Regions from separate parts of the Homo sapiens genome. Here all the other regions are linked to region 1. The links are chromatin loops, found by intact Hi-C in ENCODE. Cell type or tissue: PC-3. All regions are shown on one strand. Region 1 has its middle 29 kb from the start of SERPINB9. Region 2 holds the start of MIR4645 (microRNA 4645). Region 3 overlaps MYLK4 (myosin light chain kinase family member 4).

The links. Peaks named below come from ENCODE experiments on the same cell type or tissue, not always from the same donor. Only the 100,000 strongest peaks of a DNase experiment are listed, where the experiment ranks them.
Region 2: a loop joins it to region 1, with 6 times the contacts of the local background. A loop is called at or near these places in 103 of 110 quality-filtered maps.
Region 3: it touches region 1 in a loop (10-fold over the local background); 13 of 110 quality-filtered maps call a loop at or near these places.

What each region holds. Positions count from the first base shown.
Region 1 is chr6:2,929,898-2,934,897 of GRCh38, forward strand. No RefSeq gene overlaps it. Among named protein-coding and RNA genes, the nearest start is that of SERPINB9, 29 kb to the left of the region's middle. In PC-3, a CTCF peak has its summit at 2,472 (motif pointing left); a DNase peak (open chromatin) is centred at 2,494; H3K27ac peaks cover 295 bases.
Region 2 is chr6:2,851,353-2,856,352 of GRCh38, forward strand. It overlaps MIR4645 (microRNA 4645), which reads right to left and starts at 2,755; the gene lies at 2,679-2,755. It also overlaps the pseudogene SERPINB9P1. RefSeq lists enhancers at 990-1,179, 2,475-3,215, 3,792-3,851, 3,912-4,041. In PC-3, a CTCF peak has its summit at 2,994 (motif pointing left); a DNase peak (open chromatin) is centred at 2,519; H3K4me3 peaks cover 1,193 bases; H3K27ac peaks cover 5,000 bases.
Region 3 is chr6:2,736,403-2,741,402 of GRCh38, forward strand. The region is part of intron 2 of MYLK4 (myosin light chain kinase family member 4); the gene reads right to left. Among named protein-coding and RNA genes, the nearest start is that of MYLK4, 12 kb to the right of the region's middle. In PC-3, a CTCF peak has its summit at 2,172 (motif pointing right); a DNase peak (open chromatin) is centred at 2,189.

The DNA.
Region 1 (5,000 bases):
AGGCAGATCACAAGGTCAGGAGTTCAAAACCAGCCTGGCCAAGATGGTGAAACCCCGTCTCTACTAAAAAATACAAAAATTAGCCGGGCGTGGTGATGCGCGCCTGTAGTCTCAGCTACTAGGGAGGCTGAGGCAGGAGAATCGCTGAAACCCAGGAGGCAGAGGTTGTAGTGAGCTGAGATCACACCACTTGCACCCCAGCCTGGGCGACAGAGCAAGACTGAGTCTCAAACAATAATTATCTTGAAAGCATATATTGCTATGGGCATTGGGACATCTTGACTTTCTGTTGCTGTAGGACTGTGTCCCTGCAGGTGTCTTTAAGCTGTTTCCTTAAGTGTAAATATCTTATGACCATGGGTGGTGACTGGAAAAGAATGTGCCTCATTAGTCTCAAGATGAAGCTGAACTTAAAATGGCGTTATTCTGGCTCTCCTGGGCTCCCGCTTCCCTAACAATAGCTCGCTTCGGGCTCAAACTCCTGGACTCAAGCAATCCTCCCACCTCAGCCTCCCAAAGCACTGGGATTATATGGGTTGATTTAAATAAAATAAAAACATTGATAAAAGCTTACTAAGCCTTGATGTTTGATTGTCAATCTATGTCTAATTATAATATTTAAGATTTTATATATTTATATTTTTAATTATTTGAAACCAACCAAACCTCTTCTTTTTGGAAGAGTTTTTTGTTTGTTTTTGTTTTTGTTTTGAGATGGAGTCTCGCTCTGTTGCCCAGGCTGGAGTGCAATGGCACGATCTCAGCTCACTGCAACGTCCGCCTCCCAGGTTCAAGCAATTCTCCTGCCTCAGCCTCTCAAGTAGCTGGGATTACAGGCACATGCTGCCACGCTGGGCTAATTTTTTGTATTTTAGTAGAGACGGGGTTTCTCTGTGTTGCCCAGGCTGGTCTCGAACTCCTCAGCTCAGGCAATCTGCCCCCCTCAGACTCCCAAAGTGCTGGGATTACAGGCCTGAGCCACCATGCCCAGCCCTTGGAAGAGTTTTTTAAAGGTTATAAAATTACATTTCCAAGTGTTAAAAATAAGTATATGAGTTTTAACATCATTTTGTAGCAATAACATCATTTAACAAGGGAAAGAAAAACTTTCAAATAGATGTTTTAAAATGATCATTCCACCCTCTTTCAATAAGATGCATCTTTACCTACAAAGGCAATCCATTACAGTTTTTCAAAAATATTTGCTAGGTATTCCACTAATCGCCACTTTTCACAGAACAGGTCATTACATTTGGAATTCTTGCTATTCCAAAAGAAAAAAAAATGTAAATATCAAATTAACCAACCCTCTTTTCAAAGATCATTAGCAAATGAAAGCAGGCCACTGAAGAGAAATGTTGGAGAATGCTTGCTGACCCAGGAATGTGTGGAACCCGGTGGACCTCAATTCGAAAAGCGTCATATTAATTAGTTTGTCGGATTTTTCTGTTTGAAGGAGCTTGTGAGAGAAACATGTGTTTCGGACATGATCCCACCTGGAAGCTGCCATTAGCGTCTCCTTAGTGCCTTGTCGAATGAGAAACCCTATTAATTCCAGGGGTATTACCTGGAAGTATTAAATGACAAGGAGTTGGGTGGCAGTTAGGGAGGCCTGTTTGTCTTCTAAATGTATCCATTCCTTGTTGGGGTGCTCTGACTGCATGCAATGCAGACAGGAAAATTAAATAGGAAATATTAATCCTCATCTCCTCTTGGAATATGGCATGTCAGCAGGATGACCATACAGCATGGCTTGTCTGGGACAGTCCCAGTTATACCTGTTGCCTTGGTGTCCTGCCTGGGTCAGCATTTGTCACAGGCTTTTCATTTTCAATGAAGTGTTGTTAGTAACAGCTACAGGAGGGGGGTTGGCAGGTCTTTACTTTGTACTGTGAGCTCCCACTACACTTACACCTGTCAGGGTCCACTCAGGAGACAAAGCCACATCAGCTATGTGAACAGAGGAGAATATAAAGGATTGTTAGGAAAAGGGGCACAGACGCAGCATGTGAAAAAGGGGCAGCTGTTACCCACAGGCCCAGTGAGAATGGATGAGGAAAGACTAAAGTGTTAGGAGACCTTTACCGCACCCCCACCCCACACACACTTCGGGCTGAAACTCAGATCTTTTTGAAGAGGATGCAGCTGTCACAGAAACATGCAGCTGCTGCTGGCAGAGTGCATGGGTCAGAGTGGGCCACCAGGAGCTGTCTGCCATTGCCAGAGGGTGTGGCAGGCCAGAGCCGTCCGCAGAAGCAAAAGGCCAGGTAGGGACACAGCTGCCTGAGGTTGCAGCTGTTGCGACTGCAGAAATGGCTGTTGCATGGAGAAAACATGAGAATGAGGCTAGAGATGGTCTGTGTGGGCTGCTGGACCCTGCACTGAGTGGTTACAGGAGAACCAGAACTGGGAACGACAGGTGTCTTTCTACCGGGCTTTCCTGGCAGTGTCTCACTGGCACCCTCTAGTGACGAAGCGTAGCATTGTGCCATCTAGGGAAGTGACAGCAACTCCAGGGTTACATGAGAGGAGGCTCTAGAGCCAAGAGACAATCAATTGCTAAGTGACTCAGCAGGTGCAGGATGCTCACTTTAATCTTGGTTAAATCTGACAGGCAACTTGTGAGTCTGATCCTTTCCAGAAGTCTCCCCCTTCAAGGACAGGACATAAGGAACTCACTCACTGATAAAACAACTTAATCCTTGTTCACAAGCAGCTAGGGACAGCTACGTCCTTCTGGACTCTAGTACTGTGGAGATAATTATTTGGGACTGCTTTCCCCTGACAGCCACTGGGTTGTAATGTGGCTCGTGCTGTGGCTTTTGAGAAGCCATCATTTGGCAGTCAGTTGGAAACGTGGAAAAGTATAGTTTAGGTACACAGTTTAAACTATAATTTAGGCATATTTAAATAGAGGCTATATAAAAATAGAGGCATATTTAAATAGAGGAAATAGAGGCTATAAATTATTATAGATATAAGCCCAAACTCTCTTGCTACAGTGGTTTTGTTATTCATTATATAGGAAAATCTACAGCCATTTATTTTATTGTTTGACTATACTTTTTTACTTAATTTTATTATTTTGAGACAGAGTCTCACTGTGTCACTCAGGCTGGAATGCAGTCGCACCATCTCGGCTCACCACAACCTCCGCCTCTCAGGTTCAAGCGATTCTCCTGCCTCAGCTTCCTGAGCACTGGGATTACAGGCGCCCGCCAGCGTAACTGGCTAATTTTTTGTATTTTTAGTAGAGACACAGTTTCGCCATGTTGGCCAGGCTGGTCTCGAGCTCCTGACCTCAGGTGATCCACCTACCTCGGCCTCCCAAAGTGCTGGAATTACAGGCAAGAGCCACCGCACCCAGCCTGTTTGGCTATACTTTAATTTTGCAATAAATCCTTTTAGCAAACAGTGAGCTCAAAAATTAAGTACTGAATTTTCATATCACAAGAGGTGGAATGTTTAGTGTGCACAAAATGTTGCTGCTTACCACTCACCAGTGGCACCATAGTGCTATCTCTGACCATGTAAAAACTATAAGATGCTAATCTATAAGGAAATACTAGCACCTCCTTCAAAAGTTAGAACTTATTTTAAGAAAATTCTGGCCGGGCACGGTGGCTCACCCCTGTAATCCCAGCACCTTGGGAGGCCGAGGCAGGTGGATCACAAGGTCAGGGTTTGAGACCAGCGTGGCCAATATGGTGAAACTCTGTCTCTACTAAAAATACAAAAATTAGCCAGGTGTGGTGGCAGGTGCCTATAGTCTCAGCTACTCTGGAGGCTGAGGCAGGAGAATCGCCTGAACCTGGGAGGCGGAGGTTGCAGTGAGCCAAGATAAACGTCACTGAACTCCAGCCTGGGCGACAGAGTGAGACTCAGTCTCCAAAAAAAAAAAAAAAAAAAGAAAGAAAGAAAGAAAGAAAATTCTGTCCAAAGATAATAATCTATCAAGTGCATTGCAGAGGATATATTTATATATTAGTTTGTAAAGCAGGCTGTTCATTTGATCAAATGACTGCTATTTGAAGTTAATTTCTGTCATTTTCAAAAAGTAAAGCAATACATGGAAGCATTGGCTGCATTAGCAGAAGAAAAACTTTCATTTTGTTCAAGTAAGTTTCATCAGATGTTTCAAATTAAAAAGCAGTGTAAGGTTTTCATCTAATTCATGGATAGAATTAAAAATAAGCTTTTAGAAGTTCCCTTTCCCACAGGGAAAATATATAATATGTTGTGAATAAATGCTGTTAAAAATGTAGTTAAGCCTGGGCAACAGAGTGAGACTCCATCTCAAAAAAAAATTAGTTAAAATGTGCATCAGGGAAGGTTTTCATACAAATCAAATTTGATGAGTCACAACCTTGGAGTTGGTTAAGATGAACACACATTTTGAATTTTATTAATCAAGCCGCAATATTCTTCTGTTCAAAATAGCATCTTGTAGTTATCAAAATGTATGAATTTTCTTTATATAGTTCCTACAGAATATTTGTGATGAAGCTGCTGATGAATACAAATATGATATGATATTGATGATGTATTGATGGCAGTGCCTGCTTTTCATCTTTGCTGCCCATGAGCAATTGAAATGTAGTTGTGTGTGCTCTTTTGGAGAACGATTTTAAATCAGCCGAAATGCTCTGTAATGTTACTAACCTTCTTTGAACTGAGTCCTCTAAATTTCAGGTGCATTTTGTTCAAAATCAGTTAGAAATAGTCAAAATATTCAGAGTGAAGCACCCAAAAATGTAATTTTGGAGGCTTTTAGCTACTTGAAATCATAGAAAACAAAGTTTGCAAACAGGAAGATATTCAAAGTTCTACAAAACCAAAGGAGAAACTAATTAAACAGCATCAGCTTAATAGTGAATAGGACTTAACTTTCTCAAATTCTGTAATTGAATTTTGGCGTATCTTGACTTGGAGGAAGAAACTTTAGATGGACTTCCTATTTTTAATTGGATAAATTTACAGGCTATATTAGAATGCAGTGA
Region 2 (5,000 bases), 79 kb before region 1:
GAGTCTTGATCTGTCACCCAGGCTGGAGTGGAGTGGCGGTATCTCGGCTCACTGCAACCTCCACCTCCCGGGTTTGAGCGATTCTCCTGCCTCAGCTTCCCAAGTAGCTGGGACCACAGACGTTTGCCACCACTCCCAGTTAATTTTTGTATTTTTTTAGTAGAGTTGGGGTTTCACTATATGTTGGCCAGCCTGGTCTCAAACTCCTGACCTCAGGTGATCTGCCCACCTCGGCCTCCCAAAGTGTTGGGATTATAGGCGTGAGCCACCGTGCCTGGCCAATTTTTTGTATTTTTTTGTAGAGACGGGGTTTCACCATGTTGGCCAGGCTGGTCTTGAATTCCTGGCCTCAGGTTATCCGCCTGCCTGAGCCTCCCAAAGTGCTGGATTACAGGCATGACCCACCAAACCCAGCCCAAATATATTTGCATATATATATATTTTAATATCCCACGCCTACACTCTGGGATAACTCAGCTCTTACAGGCAGTAATCATGGGTCAGACCTGCCATTATCCAGTTCAGCCCATTTCATTTGACAGACACCTGGTGAATAGAGACATGCAGGGACTCTTGTCCACATTTGCCCAGTTGGCTGATAGCACAGTGTACAAAGTCTGTCTGCAGCAGGTCATAATTTCACAGCTCTGCCACATGCATGTATATCACTGTACCAAGCGTGTTCACATGGTATGGTGCTGACACATGTTGACGGAATGTGGTACAGACCCTCTGTGTGAAGTGTGTTCACACAGTGCGGTGCTGACCCTCTGTATGAAGCGTGTTCACACGGTGCGGTGCTGACTCTCTGTATGAAGCGTGTTCACCTGGTGCAGGACAGACTCTCTGCATGAAGCATGTTCACACAGTGCGGTGCTGACCCGACCCTCTGTATGAAGCATGTTCACACGGTGCAGTGCTGACTCTCTGTATGACACATGTTCACACAGTGAGGTGCTGACCCTCTGTATGAAGCATGTTCACGTAGTGCAGTGCTGACTCTGTATGAAGTGTGTTCACACAATGAGGTGCTGACCTCATGTATGAAGCATGTTCACACAATGCGGTGCTGACCCTCTGTATGAAGCGTGTTCACACGGTGCGGTGCTGACTCTCTGTATGACACATGTTCACACAATGCGGTGCTGACCTTCTGTATGAAGCGTGTTCACACAGTGCAGTGCTGACCTTCTGTATGACACATGTTCACAGAGTGAGGTGCTGATCTTCTGTATGAAGCATGTTCACATGGTGCAGTACTGACTCTCTGTTTGAAGTGTGTTCACATGGTGCAGTGCTGACCTGTATGAAGGATGTTCACGCGGTGCGGTGCTGACTCTCTGTATAACACATGTTCACGCAGTGAGGTGCTGATCTTCTGTATGAAGCATGTTCACACAGTGCAGTGCTGACTCTCTGTATGAAGTGTGTTCACACGGTGCATTGCTGACCTTCTGTATGAAGTGTGTTCACACAGTGAGGTGCTGATCTTCTGTATGAAGCATGTTCACACGGTGCAGTACTGACTCTCTGTATGAAGTGTGTTCACACGGTGCGGTGCTGACTCTCTGTATGAAGCGTGTTCACACAGTGCGGTGCTGACTCTCTGTATGAAGCATGTTCACACGGTGCGGTGCTGACTCTCTGTATGAAGTGTGTTCACCTGGTGCAGTACAGGCTCTCTGCATGAAGCATGTTCACACAGTGCGGTGCTGACCCTCTGTATGAAGCGTGTTCACACAGTGCATGTGAAACCAGAACCGACAGTCGAACCCAAGCAGAAGTCTTGACCAAGCACTTCCCTCCTGGGAATGCACCATGATATCACCACACCGAAGTCCAGGCTGGCAAATAGGGACATTTAAGTGACATTTAAGCTCGTGGTGGCCCTATGAGGAGTCATTGCTGACTGAGATGGGATTTTAAGGTGTTGCCTGCCTGTGTGTTCTCAGACCCTCTCCTGAAGCCCCACCCCTTCCCCTGATCCTCTCCTGGGACCCCCCTCCCCTATCCCTGACCCTCTCCTGGAGCCCCCCTCCCCCCTCCCTGTCCCTCTCCTGAAGTCCCCTCCCCTGACCCTGTCCTGGGACCCCCTCGCCTTTCCCTGACCCTCACCTGAAGTCCCCTCCCCTTTCCCTGACCCTCTCCTGGAGCCCCCTCCCCTCTCCCTGTCCCTCTCCTGAAGTCCCCTCCCCTGACCCTCACCTGGGACCCCCCTCCCCTTTCCCTGACCCTCTCCTGGGACCCCCTCCCCTTTCCCTGACCCTCTCCTGGAGCCCCCTCCCCTCTCCCTGTCCCTCTCCTGAAGTCCCCTCCCCTGACCCTCTCCTGGGACCCCCTCCCCTTTACCTGACCCTCTCCTGAAATGCCCTGCCTGCACCATTGTCTTATATTTTTCTCATGGTTAGACTGGGGTTATGGTTTTTTCTGGGAAAGGCCACAGAGGTAAAGTGACATCTCATTGTGTCATATTCAGGGTCCATGCCATCAACATGACTCATCAGTGCTGACGCGGTGATGACCTGGGGGACGCAGTGTTTCTCAGGTTCCCCCACTGAGCCTCTGCAACTCCAGTAGTGACAAACCGCTCCACCCCCCGCCATCCATTTTCTTAATTGTTCAATTGCTAGTATCACATTTCATCAAGAGACGCATAGCAGAGTCCAACCAAGACTCCATGATAGAGAAACCAGGCAAGAACTACTGTCTCGTCGCAACTTGAGGAGACAATATTTCTTGCCTGGTTTCCCTATCATGGAAACTGAGTCCCCCACAGTTTCGTTTCCTCAATCGAGCTAATTACTGAGGTTGCTTAGCAGCCTCCGGAGTGAGCACAGCGGAAACTATCATTAGGGAACTTTGAACGTTTCTGTGAAATGCCAACAGGAAATGTTTCGGCATTTTCAAAATATTTAGAAAATTCCCTGTTCAGTTACAAAAGTGAATCTGAATCTTACCCTGCAGAAGTTAAACTGCTCCCTCTTCTGGATAAAATTACCTTTGTAATTTCTTTTTACAACCTACAGCCTATTGTGCTTGGGTTTCCAAATGGTTTAAAGTTCCCTTGTCCCTTACTTTGTGTCAAGGGGGTGTTTGTGCCTTAAAGGGAAGATCCTGTGCCTTAAAGGAAACCAGAACTGATAGTCGAACCCAAGCAGAAGTCTTGACCAAGCACTTCCCTCCTGGGAGTGCACCATGATATCACCACACCGAAGGCCAGGCTGGCAAACAGGGATGTACACGCAGGGGAGACGAGAACTTCTCCCGTGAGAAACAGCACAGTCCAGCCATATGAACCCACAGCTCAGGAAGTATTGCTCACTTTTACTGTTCTCTCTTAGGGAAGGGCATTCTCAAAACGTTTCCGCACAAGCAGACCATCCCTTTTATTTTCCCCGTCTGTCTCCTTTCCTTCTGCTTTCAAAATGTCTCAAGAGTATTTACAAGAGTTGAGCAACACAGGCATCTTTATCTGGGGTCTTTATCCACAGAGCAGAGGACAGGAAGTCATCACTACAGAGACGAAGCGATGTATGGTTTGACCCAGTGGAGGACTTTGTTAAGGTGGAGGTGTGAGTGTGGAGTGTAAACGTGGGACATCCAGGGCAGTGGAGGGTAACCACTGGAGAGGAAGTCTGGGGACAGTTTGGGAGCAGCCAAATATAAAATAAGCATTTCTGTTCTAAATCCAAATGAACATTCTACGCTGCTGTCATCTCCAGTATACCTCAGAGATCCTAAAGTTTCCTGAAGTTGTTTGGAAGTCACGGCCGATGTAAAGTGAAAGCGCACACATATCTGTAAGCTCTGAGCTCAGGATTTCACGTGAGGTCCTTTGTTCGGGAGGCAGGGGGGTTCTCCCTGTTGCTGGCTGAGGTCACTGCATTCATAGTGTGACAGGAGACAGCACAATACAGCAAAGCAGCTGGAGGGATTGCCTTGTAGAGTGGAAGACCTTCCGCAGAACAGAACGCTCTCTGTCCTGTTCTGCTGGAGAATGAAAAGGGATGGGTGGCCTGCGTGAAACCTCTTTATGGGGCTTGTGCGTTCTGACACTGTGACCGCCGAGGCCACAGCTGCCTTTGTTTCTTCCTCTCTGACCTCCATGAAGGGCTAGCGCACAAACTTGGACAGGGACGGCTCTATCTCTTGGGTGATATTCTGGAAAAGTCAGTCTTGACTTAGTCAAAGGCATCGGTAATTCCCCAACAGCTGAGAGCAGACTCCATGCTGCGGTTTTCTTGTAACTTGAATCGAGGAGACTTCCACATCTTTGCTATCCATTGCGCCTGGCTTTGTCCACTCGCTGACTTCTTCATATATAAGCTCATTTTCCACCTGGAAGAAAAGAGGAGAGAGCCTTAGGGCCCCAGCATTGGGTCCGCACCGAGGCCTACACTGCTCCCCCCATTCCCACCTAGGACCATGGCATCCCAGTCCTCTCTCCCTGTGGGAGGCTTTCACAGAGGTTCACATGGGCCCAGGCCACTATGATTTTCTGAGTCTCCTTGTTTAATAAAGAAAATGAAGTGCCAAATATTGTGGTATGTTTTAAAATTTTGTATTTAACAAGTGATCTTTCAAAAATGCAATGCAATCTAATTGCGCTATTCCGAAGTTAAGCATAGGATTTAGAAAACATTCTTATGGCATTTCTTTCATGGAACATGAGCTTAACTTTTATCATTAAAGTAATTTCTGTCCGTCTTTTCAGTGTATCTGTCTCTGTGACTCTAAGTATAGTAAGATTACTAGGAAATAATTTCAACATTTTAACTTTGAGGCCCTATGTGAGGCCCAAGATAAGCCCCACGCACCCCCATTCCCAGCCACAGGCTCTGCTGCCTGGCACCTCAAGGTCTGGACCCTGTACAGGGCTCCCACATGTCGACACAAGCTCCCATGTGTCACCTGTGCCTAGTAGAGAGGTGTATATTGCAACAAAAACTACAAATCAAAACAGGGCTGCAGCTCAAGAATCTTCAAGTTTCCTGTACCCC
Region 3 (5,000 bases), 190 kb before region 1:
TGCCACCACACCCAGCTAATTTTTTAACAGAAACCTCTCAGGGCCTTTAACACTCTAACCTGCATTGAAAATCTCTAATATTATGTGTTGGAATAATATTAAAAATCTCACATAAGAGAATATTGATCATGCAAAAACATAATACTGAAATAGATAATGGGAAGTAGACTCTGATGGGTTTCAATGATAAGTCATTATGTTATGGTGAACTAGCTTCAGAGCTAGACTGTATGCCTGGTGGCTTTCCATTCTTCCTGACATCCCCAGCTAATTTCATTTAAAAATACACTCTAACAGACTGTGGCAATTCTCAGGGGAAAAGGACAGAAACTGGAAGGTGGAAACACAGCTTCTGCTGTGGTATCTAACAGCTAGGTAAGTCAGGTCTGGTGGTTTGGCATTTGACATATTAAGACACAAAGGTTCTGGACAAGACACCAAAGGAATCTCTCCTGCCCCTTTTGTTAGTAACTGCTGTAATTTCCTAATTTATAAATCTTTGTACACTGTCTGCATCAGGTGTAAAGTAGCCATCCATCACCTGGCTCTCATGACATACTGAGTTGCGTTCCTCCAATAAAATAGTCTCTGCCTTCTCTCATGTTCTACGAAGCCTATGTTGCTAAGTTCTTATGCACATCAAATAATACACCTGTAATCCCAGCACTTTGGGAGGCCGAGGTGGGCAGATCACGAGGTCAAGAGATCGAGACCATCCTGGCCAACATGGTGAAACCCCATCTCTACCAGAAATACAAAAACTAGCTGCGCGTGGTGGCGCCCGCCTGTAGTCCCAGCTACTCGGGAGGCAAAGGCAGGAGAATCGCTTGAACCCGGGAGGCGGAGGTTGCAGTGAGCCGAGATCGTGCCACCGCACTCCAGCCTGGCGACAGAGCGAGACGCCATCTCAGAAAATAACAAAAAATAACAATAAAACGATCCTACCATTATGCCTTGCTTAATGCTTTTGATTTTCCAAGGCATTTTCACACCTGTGACCTTGGTAGTACATGGGCATCTTATTCTTGCTGGACTGGATGAAGTTCCATTCTCCTTCTTCAGTCTCTGATGGTAACTCATCTGTTCACATCCTTAGAGGACAGTTGGGGTGGGGAGGAACGAACACATTCTGCAGTCATACCAGTAGGAATGAAAAGGAGAGATGTAAGATACATTTCAAGAAATCATGTGCAGAATTTGGTATCTGACAGAATATGACAGGGAGGGAGGGGGAGTCCATAGCTCCAGGCAATGTGGCATCAAGATGCTAGGATCCCAGGCCAGTGCCTGAGAAACCTGACAGCATCACCCACAGAAAGAAATTAAGTGTGGAAAGACATGAAAGAAGAAAATGTCCTTCAGGAAACTAGATCTGTAGGACTCTGAGCAGGAAAGATATTGGGTCACAGACAATATGCCCTATAAATTACTAGAATGGTAGATGGTGTAAAGTTTAGCTACATTAGTAGTAAGAGTGTATTGTTTTGTTCATGTAGCTTTTTTTTTTTTCTCTAAGCCAAGCAGTGTGTTAACTGCTTTATACAACAACTCTGCTGGGGGTGGGGTGCCGGGGGCGGGTGGGGGGGGGGTGGTCAATGTTATTAACCCCAGATGAGGAAATACTTGAGAGAGGCTAAATAATATCCTTGATGTCATAGAAGTAGCAAGAGGCAGAAACGAAATTCCAGCTGGTGGTCTTATGTGAAACTAGATTGCACAGTAAGAATGTGTCACATTATAACTTCTCATTATTAGGCAAAACATGTGAGTAGGCAACCCTGCAAAACTAGCAAGTGGGTGACACTATAAAAAGCTAAACAGGATAAATTTTGGATTACCCACCTTCCTGATCTATCTTTAGTGAAATGTCAGTTCCACTCTGTAGTCAAGACTTATGACTAACAGAGTACTGAGCATAGGAAACATCTTAATACATTGTTTAATGAAACAAAGTATTTTAGAGCATGCTGGCAAACTGCATTTAGTTTATAATCTTCCAGCCTTATTCTATATGCATGAGGGAATCATTAGTTCCAGTGTAGTCTTTCCTAGCAGCTTCTGTGTCTACGAACAGAGAGCTGAGAGTGGCCTGACATTCGTTCCAACAATTAGGATTAGCTTAAAATGCTGGGACTTCACTGCATTGCCGCAGTAACTTTTGCAGCTTTTCCCCACTGGAGGTCACTGTCACCTTGCAGTTGCAGAGAAGAACCTCAATTTGTGGTGGTAAAGAAAGTGGACGTTTTCATCTATCTAGGCTGGCTGTAGTTGCTTAAAGAAATCAACCAACCAACCAAAGCAACAATCATTAAAACATACTTCAGATCATGTGGCAAAAAACTGTCCTTAGAAAATTCATCACTGATAGCGCTTGTTTTCAAATAATGTTTCATCTTGACACTTTTTAATTTTTAGGTTACTATAACAGTAGATACATGTTATTATATATTTGTCCAAACCCACAGAATGTGCAGCAACAAGAGTGAACCCTAATGTGAACCATGGACTCTGAGTGATAATGATATGTTAATGTAAGTTTATCCATTGTAAAATATGTCCCACTCTATTGGGATTGTTAATAGTTGATAAATATTTTGAATTCAGTTAAAATTTCTACAAAGAGACCCAAGCACCTGTTTCATATGTTGGGCAAGCGAATGCATTCAAAGATCAGATGGTATATAGCTTCATAACTTTGAGCCAATTCCTGACCTCACTAAGCCTCAGTTTGCTCACCTAAAAGGTAGAGATAAGAATTCTACCAACTTCGGCCAGGCACAGTGGCTCACACCTGGAATCCCAACACTTTGGGAGGCCAAGGCAGGCAGATCACTACTGGAGAGCCTGACCAGAACCAACACAGTGTCTTTTGTGCAGTGGTGGCTCAGTAATGATTTGCTGAGTAAATTAATACAGAATCTAGGCATAAATATTTAAAGGAAAGCTGAGACACTAAGGAATCTTGGGTGAGTCCATCTGACTTTTCCCGGACTTTCAGTTTCTCTTCAGAGAAGGGTTTGAATGAGCTGACCCCCGAAGTTCCTACGCATTAAGGTCCCTAATCTTTGAGTTACAACCTGTGGGTCAGAGCACAGCCTTCAGTGTCCCATTCACTATGGAAACGCCATGACAACCTGTGTGCATCTGAAACCCCAAGTGGAGGCAGCCATGAGTCATGGATTATGTTTATACTGGTATCCAATTGAGCACATAGCATACTATCACCCTCAATGGACTGGCAAATCAGATACTTTTCCCCATTAAAAATGGCAAATGAGGTTTTAAAAAATCATTACAATTAATACAAAATGCCAGGAGGCACTGTACAGGTTGTATCTCCATATTTAAGAAGACCTAGGGCCTAAATATACTTAAGCACATAAGAGAAATGTACTGATAGCAGTACTAACATACAGCATTTTACATTTTACAAAGAACTTTCACACATGCATGGTACTTTATTTGGCCCTAAGAGCAACCCTGTGCAGTAGAGGGGGCTGCAGAAACTGACCTGCATATACTGTTGTGTAAAGAACTTAAAGAACTCCACTGGGAGGGCAGGGCCAGGACTGGAAGCTGCATCTCCTGACCCCAGTGATTCAGCTTGAACAGGATGTTTAACTGTGAAGCACGAAGTTGGGTATAGCAGGACAATCCTTCATGGTGGCATAGAGTGCAAGCTAGGTGCCCACCATGGGGTTCAAAGCCCAGCTCTTTTGCATGTGGGTTTTGGGCAGGTCAGTGAGCCTTCCTGGGTCTCCACTGTAAAGTGGAGGAAATAGTACCTACCTCATGGCTGACAGTGAGACTTTAAAGGCATCAGAATAGGTGCACCTCTCCTTGTCCTCCGCGCATGCTCTCCCCCACCTCTGCTCCAGCCAGTACTGTGGCAACCAGCTCCATAGAGGTCTAGTCTGAAAGTGCTTCACCTCAGGCCACTGCATTACGCCTTCTTCCCAGGGTTCTCTGGCATTGCTGCGGGACCTTCTTGGGAACTGGCATTTATGCATATGCAACTGAAAATGCCAGGGGGATAGTCACTCCACAAGACCCCCGATGGTGGAGATGGCGCCCGGGGAATCAGTGCCAATTGCCTGCTTCAGTCCTATGGGCAGGTGGCTCTGAGGTCATCCTGTCTGAAGTAGCCAGTTTGGCAACTCAACCTTGTTGGGGCTTCTTTCCTTCCCTGTTTCATACTCCTCCAGCCCCCACACCTATTCCCTGGAGTCAGTTCACAAAACAAGCCACCCTCACGCATGCTTGGGCTCTGCTTTCTGGTAGGAACTCAGGAATGACATCGTAGAGACATGGTGCTGGGCACATAAGAAATCCTACATAAACTTTACCTGTTCCTCATTTTCTATACTAAACGCTGCCTACGATCAGTCTTCTCCATGTCTGCTCTCTTGAAGGAAGTGGACTTTGTTGTTGTCACCATGTGGTGGGCAGAAAATGACAAATAAGTGAAAGGGCCAAATACCACAGGGCAAAGACCTGGAATAGCTTCCTGAGTCGGATGTCCAGAGACTGACTTTGGGCCACTTCATTGCAAGAGACTTTAGGTGGTTTTAGATCATACAGTAACAAACCGTTTTTAAAACTTATGTGTGTGTTACTGTGCATTAGAAATCTATAAATAAAACATCAAAACCATGATTTCACTTTATTTTTGCTTTGGCTAAAAATGTTTTAAATGACTCATATGAAAAATATTAATAGGAATAAAGATAGCATGTAAATATAGCAAAAATCATGATAGTGGTGTGTGAAAAAAAGATCTGGGAAACTAATAGATAAATGTGCCTTTTATAACCATTATGTTTTAGGTAAGTGGATAGGATCGTAGTTTGGGCATCTATATTTAGGAATTTTGTTATCAAGTATGCTAACCATTCTCTTACTTAGGTACACAGACTTGATTTGCCACATTTGTATTTTTGACGACGTTGTTCTAACTTTCAGGGAGAGCAAATAAAGGTCTTTTTCTCATATTAAAACAA